Regions from separate parts of the Homo sapiens genome. Here region 2 is linked to region 1. A link is an interaction called in ENCODE POLR2A ChIA-PET data of the cell type or tissue named here. Cell type or tissue: MCF 10A. All regions are shown on one strand.

What was found. Peaks named below come from ENCODE experiments on the same cell type or tissue, not always from the same donor. Only the 100,000 strongest peaks of a DNase experiment are listed, where the experiment ranks them.
Region 2: POLR2A ChIA-PET joins it to region 1 with 5 read pairs; 5 of 35 experiments call an interaction of 5 or more read pairs at or near these places.

The regions. Positions count from the first base shown.
Region 1 is chr7:74,022,095-74,024,594 of GRCh38, forward strand. No RefSeq gene overlaps it. Among named protein-coding and RNA genes, the nearest start is that of ELN, 4.8 kb to the right of the region's middle. In MCF 10A, no CTCF peak of the experiment used is centred here; a DNase peak (open chromatin) is centred at 1,187.
Region 2 is chr7:74,191,859-74,194,358 of GRCh38, forward strand. All of the region lies in intron 5 of EIF4H (eukaryotic translation initiation factor 4H), which reads left to right. Among named protein-coding and RNA genes, the nearest start is that of MIR590, 1.9 kb to the left of the region's middle. In MCF 10A, no CTCF peak of the experiment used is centred here; no DNase peak of the experiment used is centred here.

The DNA.
Region 1 (2,500 bases):
CGGAGACGGGCAAAACCAGGAGGAAGAGAGCTCCCCCGACCCGGCAGTGTTCCCGGCTCAGGCGCTTGGAAGGGCTCCTGAGCATGGAGGGCTGCGGGAGGCCAGGGAGATAAGGGCTCGAGGGAGGGCGCTTGGGTGGGGTAAGAGCTGTAGCAGCTCTGCCCACTGGTTCCTAGAGCCAGCTCAGGGGAGCAGGCAGCTCGGCCCTGGGTCCCACAACATGTGCAGCCCAGGGAAGAGAAGGCTCTGCTTTCCAGGTGTGGAGCCGAACAGAGATCATCGCTCCACCCTAAAGCAGTGTGGCTGGAGGAGTGAAATACTCTAGAGGCTTGAGCTCCAGGTCACAGTGCCTTTGGGTGACCTTCCGCTGGTCATGTGTTTCCTCAAGGATCCGTTTCCTCACCTGTGTGGCAGGATAGTTTATTGAGTCATGAATATCTGTTCTTATCCACCCTATAACCCTCCCCTCTTGCCACTTTCCAAGCGGCTCTCCACGTTGCAAGCAAAAAGCCGCCGAAAGTCATCTTTGAGATGAGAGTGAGTATCTTAGACTGGAAGCATCTCCTGCCAGCCCGGAGATGACAGAATGTCCTGCAGGCCACTCCCTTGGAAGCACCTCTGGAGGTGGTCCAGCCCCGAGCTTCCCAGCCTCAGATTCCAGCACAGTCTTGGGGTGCACACGAGCACACAGGCTCCAACAAGGGAGTCAGGGAGTCAGGGCCCCTACTATCTCCAGGCTCCATCTAAGATGCCTGGATTTTGGTGGGGGGTGGAAGTGGAGGAAGACAGACCCAGTAACTGGGATGGAATTCACTGCCACCTACCCGTGTGACATTGGCTTAAATTAAATTAAACAGATCTAAGGCAGACACCAAGATGCTCTTTCTGGTGGGGCCGAGTTTATAGACAGGACTCCTAACCCTTCTGCTTGTTAACCGGCATAATAATATCCCCATTGGAAAATGGAAGTGTGCTTTGCAAACGGTCAAGTGTCAAACAAACAAGAGGCGTGCTCTGGACTCCTCCATCCCGGGTCCCATGGGAAGGGGGTGCACAGAGGAGGGCCGGCTCACGATGTTCCCCTCTAGATGGCAACAGACAGCCCGTGAGGCACTGTAGGAACAGCACAGGGCAGAACAGCCCGTCCGGGACACCCACCTCCCCACCCCCGGCTCACACTGGCCAAAGATCCAGACTGACAAATGACTCAGACACACAAACGCCCGGGGCTAAGAGGAAACACGGCATGGCCCGGAGGTTGCAGGGGGCAGCACTCACAGGGATGGGGCTTTCTGCTATGCCTACCCCTCCACCCAGCCATGATCAGTGGCCTGAAATGGTGTCATGGACCCCCTCCCATGTTTGAGCACTTGCTGTATACCAAATTCTTACAGATATGTTTGTACTCTTAAATGGTTATGAAGATCCTGTCTTCATAGGACGAAACCAGGGATTCTAGGGGTCAATTACTGTTGATGTCACCATCCTTCATTATTATTAGATAATCTGGCCAAACTCATACACTAATCAACATCAGTCCCCATCACAACCACAACAACGACTGCTGACCCTTCCGAACCCACTCCCAGCCTGGGGGGTTGCAGAAGCACCGAGTTCCAGAATTTCAGCCTCCCTCCCACAACGTCCAACGCACCCCCTCGAAGCACAGCCTGTCCTTCTTTTGAGCTGGCTCTGTGTGATGAAGGGACACCCAGCAAATGGCCCAGACCCATGGGCATTCGATCTATTTTCGGTTGCAGTCCCTTTACCTCTGACACCTGTGCCTGCGCCAGACCCCTTCCTTTCCTGGCCGGCCATCCGAGGGGTCCCTGGTGGCCTCTGGGAAGAGAGGAACTGCAGAAGTCCCTTTCATTTTCCAGCTGAGGTGCTGGCTCTGGGCCGATGCTGCCGGGCACCCCACAGGAGGTAGCCGCCCTCTCTGGCTCAGTCACCAGCACGAGGGCAGGGCCACTCCTTTGGGGCTGCTTGTCACGGGTGCCCTTTGCCAGCCTCCAAGGACATCCTTCCTTCTCTGTCCCTCTCCCCTGTCCTCAAGCCCCGTCCCATTTTGAACCTCTGCATAGCAGGATTCAGATTCCCTTCCAAGCGCATCAGAACTAAGGCTAGCTCTGGCTGGGCATGGTGGTTCACGCCTGTAATCCCAGCACTTAGGGAAGTCGAGGCGGGAGGATCACCTGAGGTCAGGAGTTCAAGATCAGCCTGGCCAAAACGGAGAAACCCCGTCTCTACTAAAAATACAAAAATTAGCCAGGCGTGGTGGCGCGTGCCTGTAATCCCAGCTACTCAGGAGGCTGAGGCAGGAGAATTGCTTGAACCCGGGAGGCGGAGGTTGCAGTGAGCCAAGATCGTGCCACTGCACTCCAGCCTGGGTGACAGAGAAAGACTCCCTCTCAAAAAAGAAAACAAACCACCAAAAAAGAACTAAGGCTAGCTCATCTCACCAGTCCTTTATGATCTAAACCAGTGCTGTCCCCGGTGG
Region 2 (2,500 bases), 170 kb after region 1:
AAGCTCTGCCTCCTGGGTTCATGCCATTCTCCTGCCTCAGCCTCCCAAGTAGCTGGGACTACAGGCACCCACCACCACGCCCGGCTAATTTTTTGTATTTTTAGCAGAGACGGGGTTTCATCATGTTAGCCAGGATGGTCTCGATCTCCTGACCTCGTGATCCACCTGCCTCGGCCTCCCAAAGTGCTGGGATTACAGGCATGAGCCACCGCGCCCGGCCCCCACCAACAGATTTGATGAGAGATCCTTGTTCATCTGCTTCACCAGCGTGGTGTGAGCTATTTGTTTCACGCTAGACATTGGTGGTCGAAATCATTTAATCTCATAGTAAAGGGTGTAAATTTACTTTGTACTCACGTGGAAAGGTACACTTCACAGTTTAGTTTGGGGGAAACGTGAAGTTAAATGTTTTAATACTAACTAGGCTTGTTCACTGAACTGTGTAATGTGGGTAAAATACTTTGTAAAGGACCTTATACTCGACTGTATGCCTCCCAGTGTATTTCCCCTAAAGCAGTGCTCTTATTGGTCTAAATCTGTTCAGACTTGCTTTCATTACTTGGTTTGTTAAAATTTATTATTTAACTCAGTCTCTGAACTGGGTGTGAGATCCCTTGGTTTCCAAAACCCTTGCCACCTTTAAAGAATAGAAATCGGCCCCCACCACAGGTGATGCAGTCAGCGCTTATCATTGGAGGTGGTTCTGTGGAGTTGCTAGAACACTGAATGAGCCCGTGCGGTGCTGCTCCTGTGTGCTACAGATCACAACATTTTCGTCAGCTGATCATACCTAACATTGCTTTATGTGACTTTTTTTTTTTTCTTTTTTTTTTTTTTGAGACAGAGGCTCACTCTGTTGCCCAGGCTGGAGTGCAGTGGCATGATTTCGGTTCACTGCAATCTCCGCCTCCAGGGTTCAAGCGATTCTCCTGCCTCAGCCTCCCAAGTAGCTGGGATTACAGGCGCACACCACCACACCCAGCTAATTTTTATATTTTTAGTAGAGACGGGGTCTCTCCGTGTTGGTCAGGCTGGTCTCGAACTCCCAGCCTCAGGTGATCTGCCCACCTCTGCCTCCCAGAGTGCTGGGATTACAGGCGTGAGCCACCACACCCAGCCTATGTGACCTTGATTTTAAAGACGCCTCATTTAATGTTAGTGTTGATTCATTTAATAGTGTTAACATTGAACTCAGGGCCAGCTGTAGTAAGTAGTCTGTGGTGCCATCATTTCAGCCTGTTAGAAAGCTCATCCCACACCGGTTTTGTCTGTAAGACACCTGACAGCCAGCCTGCACTTAAGAACAGCAGACAGCACTTCACACTGCACCTGGGGCCACTTCAGACAGCGATGTCACCAGAAAAAGCCCAAAGGGCAAAACACCCGACACTCATCGTGAAAAGACTTGACAGCTAATAACTGAAACAGGCAGAGCATTATCGTTTTCTGCCTCAGCTGGGATCGTCGCATCTGTGCAGGTCCAGGACTGACTGGAGAAATGCTGCTGGTATCTAGCTTGGGATTACACATGAATTTTAGCGACTGGGTGGATTTGCAAATATGGGATCTGTGGATAATGAGGATGACTGTATAGTGCATACTGCGGGCTCTGGGGGTTCTTCTCAAAGACAAGCTCCCTGAAAGCTTGGAGCCTTGGCACCACTCTCGCAGAGAGTAGCAGTGGCACCCCCTGAGTGCGCAACCAACAGCAGCAAGCTCATTTGTTTAATTATGGTTTAACTTCTTTTCGCCAGTTTTTTTTTTTTTTCCTTGAGACAGAGTCTCACTTCATCACCCAGGCTGAAGTGTAATGGCACGATCTTGGCTCACTGCACCCTCTACCTTCCAGGTTCGAGCGATTATCCTGCCTCAGCCTCATGAGTAGCTGGAACCCCAGGCGTGCGCCACCATGCCCAGCTAATTTTTGTGTTTTTTGTAGAGAGTGAGTCTCACTGTGTTGCCCAGTCTGGTCCTGAACTCCTATACTCACCTCCCACCTCAGCCTCCCAAAGTGCTGGGATTACAGGCGTGAACCAGTCTTTTTACCAAATTTTAACATCAGTAGGTTATACAGTTAAAGTTTAGCTTTCACTGAAGTACAAGCCTGAAGGCCCCTTAAGACCATTGAGAAAATACTCTTTCCTCCTACACACCAGTGGGAATTCAGCATTTCTAAATGAGATGCAGTTTACTTCTGCCAAGAGCCCACTTAGCAGGCACACAAATGAATGGGGAAAGAACGCTTTGCCCCCACAGGAGGCGCCGGTGGGGGTGAGGCGCTGTGCTCTCTGCTCATGCCCCTCTGTGTAGGGCATGGCCAATTTCGGATAACTGCTTTGTTTACCACACAGGTGCTTTGCTTGTAGAATGGCCCACACCTAAAACGCAGCCAAAACAGGAAAATTGGGACTTTGTGTTTTTATTTTGTCTTCATATAGCGTTTTCTTGTGATTTTTGTGTTCTGAGTTGTAAATACTTCTAAATTTCAGGTTTATCTTTT